Regions from separate parts of the Homo sapiens genome. Here region 1 is linked to region 2. Evidence: chromatin loops called from intact Hi-C (ENCODE). Cell type or tissue: Caco-2. All regions are shown on one strand. Links, peaks and the distances in the headings refer to the core of each region. The heading gives the core; the rest is flanking DNA. Region 1 overlaps DHX15 (DEAH-box helicase 15). Region 2 has its middle 17 kb from the start of LINC02473.

Evidence for each region. Peaks named below come from ENCODE experiments on the same cell type or tissue, not always from the same donor. Only the 100,000 strongest peaks of a DNase experiment are listed, where the experiment ranks them.
Region 1: it touches region 2 in a loop (2.3-fold over the local background); 1 of 110 quality-filtered maps calls a loop at or near these places.

Annotation. Positions count from the first base shown.
Region 1 is chr4:24,565,356-24,570,744 of GRCh38, reverse strand. DHX15 (DEAH-box helicase 15) reads left to right here. Exons shown (of 14, transcript NM_001358.3): 3 at 1-91. Among named protein-coding and RNA genes, the nearest start is that of DHX15, 17 kb to the left of the region's middle. In Caco-2, for the core only: no CTCF peak of the experiment used is centred there; no DNase peak of the experiment used is centred there.
Region 2 is chr4:24,640,129-24,645,517 of GRCh38, reverse strand. No RefSeq gene overlaps it. Among named protein-coding and RNA genes, the nearest start is that of LINC02473, 17 kb to the left of the region's middle. In Caco-2, for the core only: no CTCF peak of the experiment used is centred there; DNase peaks (open chromatin) are centred at 2,057 and 2,427.

The DNA.
Region 1 (5,389 bases), core at 209-5,208, 75 kb after region 2:
GAGTTGCTGATGAGATGGATGTGATGTTGGGCCAGGAAGTTGGTTACTCCATTCGATTTGAAGACTGCAGTAGTGCAAAAACCATTCTTAAGTAAGTACTATATCTTTAATGACGCTTTTAGTCCTCTGCTTGCCATTTTCTGCTATTAGATAGAAGACTTTGCTAGTGCAGGCTTATGTCATCCAAATTTAGAATTATCCAAAGTAGGCCTTCTTAGACTTACCACATGACCTTAGTTTAATTATATATTATTGGTAATCTATAGTTACTTGGTAGAAATTGAAGTTCAAAGGTCAGATTTTAGTTACTTGGTTCTGCATTTTAGGTGAAATGTTACTGATACTGTAAAATGTGTGGTTTTAGTAGACACAATGGTGTATGACTTAATTGTGAAAGAAAAGGAAAGTGATATGTCTTACTTAGTAAAAGATAACTACTTTTAGAAAGAAGAATGTATAGGATGGGATGTGATTTATTTAGGGGAGAGGGGACTTTTAATGTTAATTATGCAGCTATTACCGTGCATCTGTTATAAGCTAAAAAGAGGAATCTTTTGTTCTGTAATACACTGTTAGAGCTGCCTCTAGGTCCTTGTTCCTCTATAGCTATGGTGCAGATAATTGACTACTGTATTGAGCTTTCTAATGTTTTAACTCTACCAACTTTTTATTGTCTTATACTTGCATTCTGCATAAGTTATGATGTATGCTACCTGATGATGATTCTTTCTCAAGTCTTCCCTCTGGTTGCTTCTGCTTATTCTGTATTTATGTGATATTTAAGTCCTTTTAAATGTGACTTGTTTGAGTGGGGCTCAGTGGCATATGCCTGTTTATTCCCAGCCACTTCGTAGGCTGAAGCAGGATTATTGCTTGAGGCCAGGAGTTCAAGGCTACAGTGTGCTCTGATCATGCCTGTGATAGCTACTGCATTTGAACCTGAGCAACATAGCAAGACCACATTTCTTTTAAAAAAAAAGAAAAATCATATCTATGTGATCTTCTCCCTGAGGTTTTTAAAAACCATTTTGGAGCGTTGTGTAGGCAGTGATATGAGTCTTTGTTGTCAGAGTCTTTGTTGTCAGAGAGATATATAGTGTTAATGGGATAAATGAAACAAGAGTCTCTCTTTTTTTTTTTTTTTTTTTTTTTTGAGATGGAGTCTCACTCTGTTGCCCAGGCTGGAGTGCAGTGGCGCCATCTCGGCTCTCTGCAACCTCCGCCTCCCGGGTTCAAGCGATTCTCCTGCCTCAGCCTCTCAGGTAGCTGGGACTATAGGTGTGCGCCACCATGCCTGGCTAACTTTTTGTATCTTTAGTAGAGTTGTGGTTTCACTATGTTGGCCAGGCTGGTCTCTAACTCCTGACCTCATGATCCGCCCGCCTCAGCCTCCCACAGTGCTGGGATTACAGGCGTGAGCCACTACACCCAGCCGCAGAAATTGAATAGAATAATGAACTGCATGTGTTTATCATCGACTTTTAACTATTTCAGTCTTATTTATTTCATATCCAATCTTAATTTATTTCCCTGTCCCATGTTATTTCGAAGCAGTCTTAGATACCAAATAATTATATATATAAATATTTCAGTGTGTATCTCTGAGATAGTTTCTTAAAATAGAGCTATCATAACTTAAAACAATTTATTGGATCAAAATATCCAGTTTTCATTCAACATTTGTGTCAGTTTTTTCTAATTCTTTGATTTATCTCATTTTATTAGAACTTTTTATTCAGCGTGATATTTAATAGCAGTTGAACTTTAAAATATTTAAATAAGCTTATCCTTATGACTTTATGGGACATATTTTTGGCTTAAACCTTAATCTTCACTGAATAAATTCTTGTAGTTGTTCAGTGATACGTTATTGATCACTGGTAATTACAGTATAATTGACAATAATTGCATAAGCAAAATCATAGCTCATTATGTTGTATTACTTTAAAATGCAGGTAATGTCAAGGACTTGAGGATAATAAGGGGGAGATTTTACTCATCTTTAGGAGGAATATCATTATTCTGACTTGATTCACATTGCATTGAATTTTTTTGGTAAGCCACAGTTGAGAACAGAATTTGGAAATTGGGATACAAGAAAGTTATGCAATATTGGTGCTGTGTGTATGTGTAGTAGGAAGTGGGTGGAGGATAGGCTTTCAAAAGATGAGTACCTCTGAAAGATTTTGGTTCACTTCATAGGGAATGACAAGTAACAGATTTTATAGTTCAAATGAAGTATTTTTGGCATTGTGATTTTTTTAATGGAGCATTTTCTAGAGGTTATAACTACTTGTAAAAGCTTACTTAAGACAGGGTAAGCTTATTGGGGTTTCTTCTAGGAGCTAACCTGGTGTTGCCTTTAAGTAATATAAGTAAAGGAGTGTATTATTACAATAAGTTAGCTTAAAATTTAAAAATTTCAAATGTAACTTTGCTATTTGATAGGAAGAACTTAACTAATGGGAATGCTTCATTAAATGTAGCTCTTATCATATATAGATATAAAATGCTTATATATCCATTGTGTAGCCAGGGCGAACTTTAATTTTCACTCTAGGGTGGTAAAGAGGCTAACTTAGGCAGATTATGTTTGAGGAGCACAGAATTTAACCATAGTTTGAGAGCATTTTAGCTAAATAAAGTATCTTTAAATTGTCCGCATATAGATTAAGGGTCTATAAGATAGTTTCTTCAGTGTTTGGGATACCTATTCATAAATTTTAGGTTATAGATCTGACACTGTGCTCTTTTCGGAAGATTGGATCTGGTATAACTTAGTGCACACTCTGTTAGTCTAGCCTTAAATGGCTACCCCATCCCAGTGAACAAGTAAGTTTACAAAGCTGCCACTCCTAAATGGTTTTTATATTTCCTTTTTTATGTGTTTGCTTGTCCCCATCCTTTTCTTCTGAAGCATTCTTTTTGCAACATACTTACTTTCCTGTTTTCTTGGAGTGGAAATTATGAAGAAAAAACCCAAAGAGATACCTAAAGAGCTTACCAGTCAGGGAACAATATATTGCTGTATTTGTGACTAGTCAGTGTAAAATACCTTGATTCATTTTGATGTAAGGAAGGAGAGGTTGTTGGCTTCTGGTGTAGCCCTTTTGCAGTGGATTTTAAGAAGCATTTGTCTGTGGTTGTAACTTTTTTTTTTTTTTTTTGGAGACGGAGTCTTGCTCTGTCGCCCAGGCTGGAGTGCAGTGGCACGATCTCGGCTCACTGCAGCCTCCACCTCGCGGGTTCAAGCCATTCTCCTGCCTCAGCCTCCCAAGTAGCTGAGATTACAGGCCCCCGCCACCACGCCCAGCTAATTTTTGTATTTTTAGTAGAGACGGGGTTTCACCACATTGGCCAGGCTGGTCTCAAACTCCTGACCTTGTGATCCGCCCGCCTCTGCCTCCCAAAGTGCTGGGATTACAGGCAGCCGCCACCACGCCCAGCCTGGTTGTAACATATTTTAATTCAGGAAATCACCTTCAGTTTTTTGAAGGAGCTGATAATTTTTTAGGGAAGAAAACAATTTGATAATCTTGTAAGCGTAGAAAAACGTAATAATTGAAGTTGTTAATTTGGTAGGTAATTTTACTGTTATTTTAGGTGATATGCTTCCTTTTTATTTTTTCGTAAGCTGTAAAATTAGAGATTTTTGTGTTGAAGGAATCTAATAATTTGTACACATAATGATTAGTCATTCAGTCAGCTAATAGTTAAGTACCTTCTATGTGTTGGGCAGTACTAGGTATAATGAAAAGTGAATCTAGTCCCTGTTCTTGTTAAAGCAAATAAAAATGTAAATAAAAAGTTTGACATTGTGATTAACCTTCTGAAGTAGAATATGGGTGTTTATATGAAAGAATGATTTGAGAATAAGTTTAGGTGGGAAGATGTTGGATTTATTTATTTATTTTTGAGATAGAGTCTCATCTCATCTGTCACTCAGGCTGGAGTGCAGTGGTGCCATCTCGGCTCACTGCAACCTCCACCCGCCGGGTTCAAGCGATTCTCATGCCTCACCCTCCCGAGTAGCTGAGATTACAGGCGTGTGCCACCATGCCCAGCTACTTTTTGTATTTTTAGTAGAGACAGAGTTTCACCGTGTTGGCCAGGCTGGTCTCAAACTCCTGACGTCAAGTGATCCACCCACCTCAGCCTCCCAAAGTGCTGGGATTACAGGCGTGAGCCACTGCTCCCGGCCAGGAAGTTGGAATTTAAGTCAAGGGTTGAATTTAAAGTAGTGGTTAGCCAGAACAGGGGTTATGGGATAGGGAATTACAGGGCATTGCCATAGCGGATTCTTTGGTGCCTCTGGAAACAGCTGACTGAAGCACCAACTGTATAAAGACTACTTATGCAGATTCCAGAGTGGGTTTCCAACAAGACAACTTCGTTTAAAAATACCTTGAGGCCAGGAGCAGAGGCTCACACATGTAGTCCCAACACTTTGGGAGGCTGAGGCAGGAGGATCACTTGAGTCCAGGGTGGGTAACATAGTGAGACCCTGGCTCTCCAAAAAGATTTATATATTAAAAAAATGAGCCAGGTGTGGTGGTATGTACCTGTAGTCCCAGCTACTTGGATGAGGTGAGTGGATCACTTGGACCCAAGAGTTTGAGACTGAGGTGAGCTAGGATTGTGTCACTGCGCTCCAGCCTGGGTGACAGAGCAAGACTCCATCTCTCTTAAAAAAAAAAAAAAATGGTGGTTTGTGAAGAGAATCAAAAGGAAATAGATCCTAGAGCATAGCCTCTAGGGTCAGTGTCTGAGTTGTCCTAGCTCTGCCCACGTATTAGCTGTGACATTAACTATGTGTTAAGTAGCCCTCATGTGCTTGTTTCTTTTTCAAAAGATGGAGCTGGTACTAACTACCTGATAGGGTTGTTCTGAGATCAGGTATAGTTGTCTGTGTACAACTCTTCGTCATTTATGGCACTCTGTTTAGGGGTGCATCAGTCAGCATTGCTGATTCTTGCTGCTGTTGGTGATGATGGTAGATATCCAGTTGGAGAAATTATTGGATCTTTTTAACCAGTTAACCCAGTTAGAGAGGGACTCAATAAAACCAATTTAATAAAGTTCCTTTTGGCACAATAATTGAATTACAATTGGGGATGTAAACTTAAACCTTGACGTGACTTGTCACCGGAATGAATCAATTCAAGTATTCTTTTAGGGCTGGAGGTAAAGGTGAAACAGATGTGGCACTTTAAGGACCATTAATTATACAAACAATTATAAACTAATTTATTGAACATCTGTTATGTGGCAGTCTTGGTTCTAGTTCATGTGTAGCACATAAGTTAGGTAAGGGTAATTTTATTGGACTCTTAAAAAGAGGTGGGAATAAAGGATAAATGTGGTTATTTAACACTGAGGCAGTTTCTGC
Region 2 (5,389 bases), core at 330-5,329:
AGACCTCCTAATCAACTCATTTGAGTCCAGATATCAGCTGCAATACATCAGCTCATATGCACAAATGGTAAGAGTGGATTTAAGCAAATCGTAATTCAGTGAGTCATGATTCCAGTTTATAAGCAGAGAAGCACAATTCAATTTTATAGGCAGCTGGGCTGCTAATTAAGAAGAAGCCCTTAATTACAGCACCTGATGTAGAAGCCCTGTCTCATGCTTACTGGCCTTGTTTTTCCTCACTTCTCCCTCAGTCTATCACCCATCTATTTACCTGCTTATTATTTATTTCTCTATCTCCACAGAGGGTATATATGTCTGCTGTCCAGAAACCTAAAAGTGAAACTGCTTCTTGGCACCAGAACTCACACCTCTCTGCTGGAAGTAAAAACAGTACTCAGTTCCCCAGGGTGGTGATTTCTGAGGACGATGGGGGAGCCACAGGAGTTTGGGTGGGGGCAAAGAAGATGGTCCATAGAATTTACTTCCAGTAAATGAAAGGCTATGTTCATACAGAAATCTGTATGCAGATATTTATTATAGTGGCTTTATTCATAATCACCAAAAACTTGAAACAACCCAAATGCCTTTCTACTGGTGAATGGATAAACAAAATGTGGTACATTCATACAATGAAACACTATTCAGCAATTTTAAAAAAACAACTACTAGTACCAGTATACCATCAATACGTCTATATTATTCCATTCTTGCATTGCTATAAAGAACTACCTGAAGGCCGGGTGAGGTGGCTCACGCCAGTAATCCCAGCATTTTGGGAGGCCGAGGCAGATGGATCACCTGAGGTCAGGAGTTCGAGACCAGCCTGACCAATATGGTGAAACCCCGTCTCTACTAAAAATACAAAAATTAGCTGGGAGTGGTGGTGGGCACCTGTAGTCCCAGCTACTCGGGAGGCTGAGACAGGAGGATTGCTTGAACCTGGGAGGCGGAGATTGCAGTGAGCTAAGATCATGCCACTGCACTCTAGCCTGGGCGACAGAACAAGACTCCGTCTCAAAAAAAAAAAAAAAAAAAAAGGGTTTCATTGGCTCACAGTTATACAGGAAGGCTATACAGGAAGCATGGCTGGGGAGGACTCAGGAAACTTACCATCATGATGGAAGGCGAAAGGGAACCAAGTACGTACATCTTCACGTGGTGGAGCAGGAGAGAGAGAGAGGGAAGGGGGAGGTGCTACACACTTCTAAACAACCAGATCTCGTGAGAACTCACTCACTATCATGAGAACAGAAAAGGGGAAATCCGCTCCCGTGATCCAATCACCTCCCTCCAGGCCCCTTCCCCAACACTGGGGATTACAATTCAACATGATATTTGTGCAGAGACACAAATCCAAACCATATCAACATCTCAAATGTATTAGTTAAGTAAAAAAAAAGCCAGACTCAAAATATTGTCTGACTACATATTGTATGATTCCTATTAGTATGACTTCCCAGAAAAAGGCAAAGCTATAGGTACAGAAAAACAGATCAGTGGTTGCCAGGGCCTGTTGTTGGCAGAAGGGGACTGGCTACAAAAAGCCTTAGGGAATTTGGGGAAGGAATGGAAATGTTTCATCTCCTCATTATGGTGGTGGTTACACAACACATGTGTTTGGAAAGACTCATAAACTCTACACTAAAATAAATTTTATAGTGTGTGAATTATACCTCGGTAAACCTAACTTTAAAATAAAATGATCCATAGGAACCATGGAGCAGCAATAAAAGAACTTTGGCACTTCCCAAAGTCAAACAAATAACCTCTATTTTTTTCTGACTTTTATTTTTACTTTATGTATTTCTTGAGATCTTTGTTAGCCATTAAAATATGCATATTTTAAAGTAGAGGGCAATTAATCTCATCAAATATAGTAGCACTAGTATAGGAAAATATTTCTTTTTCCAAGTAAAATCACTGTTGCAGAGAGAATCAGATATGAATTCCATTGGGCAAAACACATTAACAGCCTTTATCCATGTCAGATGATGCATAGGAGGGAATGCACTGTTTCAGACTCTGGAGAAGGGGAGATAAGGGCTGTTGCCCAGCCTATTCATGACTGACCTCAATGCACAATGACCTCAACACATAGGAAAGCTGGTCCTACATAACTAAGGCAAAGTTGAATAGAGATAAATGCCAGGTGGGTGCTCTCAGAAGAATAACTTTGGCCAAGTAAAATAAGTCCAGCATGGATAACAGTGTAAGAATTTAATTCAGAATACTCTCTGACTTCTCAGGGTATAGCTTTGCAGAAAGAGACCTGGTTTTCATAGTTCATCACAGATGTAGAAGAGTGTGCACTGATTGTTGTGAGCATTTTCCTACTGAAAACACACTTCACTGATGAGTCATTAGTGTCAGCTATTCAAAGAATGCGAGCTCCAAAACGTGTCGGTTGATAAATAAGTAACCCAAGGCTGGGTGCATGCAGAGAATGAGACCAGTGATATGGCCAGAGAGTATTGAGTATTTGCTGAGACCAGATGTATATGACATCACCTCATCCCACCACAACCTATGAGGAAGATGTTGCTATCACCACTTTACGGACAGGAGACGAAAACTTAGAAAGATGAGACCACTTGCTCTTGACCATTTTATATTTTCAAATGCAAATGTTCTATGTTTCTACCACAAGTGGAAATAGTGATTCTGAATTAAATTTAGACAGGTGGTGGGGGAGGCAAGAGGAGAGAAAATAAAATCATAAAGACATGAACAGTGGTGTGCTGGTAAGTGCCTAACATCCAGCTCTGGGACAGGGGTGCTAATTTATACCATAAATAGTCTGCTATGACCAAGTTCAAGCTATCCTCATGAAGTCAACCAGCTTGCAAACTTCCTGACAATTTAACAATTGGCTGTCCTGAGAGTTGTTTGTAGGGAAGTTTTTGGTAAAAAATACAATTCAGAGAAAGGCTTACGAGAACCCTGTGTAAAGTAGAAGGCAGGCCATCCACACTACAACAAAACTTTGGGACCTTGAAATTTGGGTTCATGATCTCACAACTGAGAAGAGTCCCTCCACACTCTTGGAGCTAGCTGTGCACCCATTGGAATCTTTTTTTTTTGAGGCAGAGTATCGCTCTGTCCCCCAGGCTGGAGTGCAGTGGTGCATCTCGGCTCACTGCAAGCTCCGCCTCTCGGGTTCACACCATTCTCCTGCCTCAGCCTCCCGAGTAGCTGGGACTACAGGCGCCTCCTACCACGCCCGGCTAATTTTTTGTATTTTTAGTAGAGATGGGGCTTCACTGTGTTAGCCAGGATGGTCTCGATCTCCTGACCTCATGATCCGCCTGCCTCGGTCTCCAGAAGAGCTGGGATTACAGGCGTGAGCCACTGCACCCGGCCGGAATCTTTAAGGTAAAACAAACCGGGGAAATTTCTCCCAAGAAGAGGATGGCATCCTTGATGTGAACTGCTTTTCCCAAGTTCACAAATTAAGACCTCTGCCATGATGAAACTCTTATCTTTGAATATTTTTCCTTGCTTATGCCTCTATGAACAATAGAAGTGGAAAAGGGGTCTGTTGTGTGCACTAATGGAGTAGACTTTTATTTGTGAAGGAGTTTGCAGCCAGCCTTATACATGGGTAAACTTCTACTTTGACAGATAAAAGATGAAGGCCCAATGTAGGTGAGAAATTTTAATGGTATATGTGTTGCCTCATAATCAGTCAAAAACAAAACATTGGTTCACTCCTCTTAACCCACATCATGGGTTAAAGAGAACATTGCCAGAAGGTCTTCATTCTTCTAAAAGGGATTCACTTGTTAGGTCCTTTTTCCATGGTTTAAGTAAAAGAAGCAATGATTAGAAATGTATCCCTCATGATAGGTTCTATAGCAAATTCTAGTTTAAAGGCTACAGTTACACAACAGACTTTAAATTCTCTTGTGAAAAATATGCTAAACAATAGAATTGGCTAAACAGAAATGTATCTGTGCAGCTGCTGGCACTTGTGGCCTATGGGGAAATACATCAAATGAAGATTATATAAATTCAGTGGTAGGGGATTGACGAAGAAATTGCTTAGTCAAGTGAGCAAACTCTTTATCTAGCTCATTCTTTGATCTGTTTGATTTTAGGAGGTTTGATTTATGGAGACCTTGTGTAAGGAACATACTCCAAACTCTTGGTATTATCCTCCCAATAGTCATAATAATAGTCTCCCTGGCATGCTGTATTCCCTCAAAGGTTTTAAATACTTGCATGCAGCCATCTCTAGAATGTCATATGGTCTCTCTTCAACTGGAATAACAGGAGCTGAATGAAATGTGCAACCATGAGGACATCATAACCTAAGAATGATATGCTGAGACCGGAAACCCAAAAAGGTGGTAACAGAGAGTGGCACTAAGGCCCTAAGTTTTGGTTACACTCTCATCTAAGTGAGAGCCTGACCAAAAACAGGGAATTTTTTTAAACACAATTATGGGAGGCCATTGTTTTGGACTGAGCTCATGCACTAGTCCCCCACAAACCAAACCAAACAAAACCAAAATGGAGTTGCTCATGCTAAGACTTTAAGGAAACACATAGATTCTAGAACAGACCAGGTTTTGTTTTTTCTCCTGCAAATCTCTATAACAAACATTTCTGACAGCATGGGTATCCACCCTCTGAAGTTCCCATTAAATCTTTTAACCAAATTCATTTCCTCTCACCTAGAGACTGTCAAGCTTTAGATGATCAGACAACAAAGGTTCCAGCCAGTTCCAGGTGAAGGCACCACCCCTGGACATCAAGAAGCTACCCTGCCTCCACTAGACAGAACAGGGTGAGAGTTCCGTGATCCCCAAGAGGTAGGGACTACGCCCCAAGGCAGCATGAAGCAGTTACAGAAAAAAAAAAAAAGACCATCTGTCTCTCTACCTTCCATAAAGATTTATGGGGATCACATCTCTGAGCGGGGAGATAAGGCAGGAAAATAGGGTCTGCCTTGGAGGCAGGGAACATAAGGCCGATTCACACTTCAGCTATAACAGGAAATATCCTCCCCACAGGGCGTATGCCATAAATGACTTTGTAACTTTACTTCATCCTCTCCGTTTACATAAGGAGAACCCGAAGTAAGCAGTGGAATCCTCTAGGGGGTATTTGAACTCCCAAAAATTCTGTAATGGGGCCTTTGAGCTCCTATGCCCGGGCCCGCTCCCACACTGTGGAGTGTACACTATCTTTTTCTATAAAACCATTCCCTCCTTGCTTTGTTTGTGCGTTTTGACCAATTCTTTTTTTAAGACGCCAAGAACCCGGACACCCTCCACTGGAAACAGGTACAGCAGAATGACTGAAAGAGGGAAGAGAGCTGAAGGGTGTGGAGGGATAATGGAGGAAGACAGAATGCAGGTGACGGATTTGAGACCTGCTGATGAAA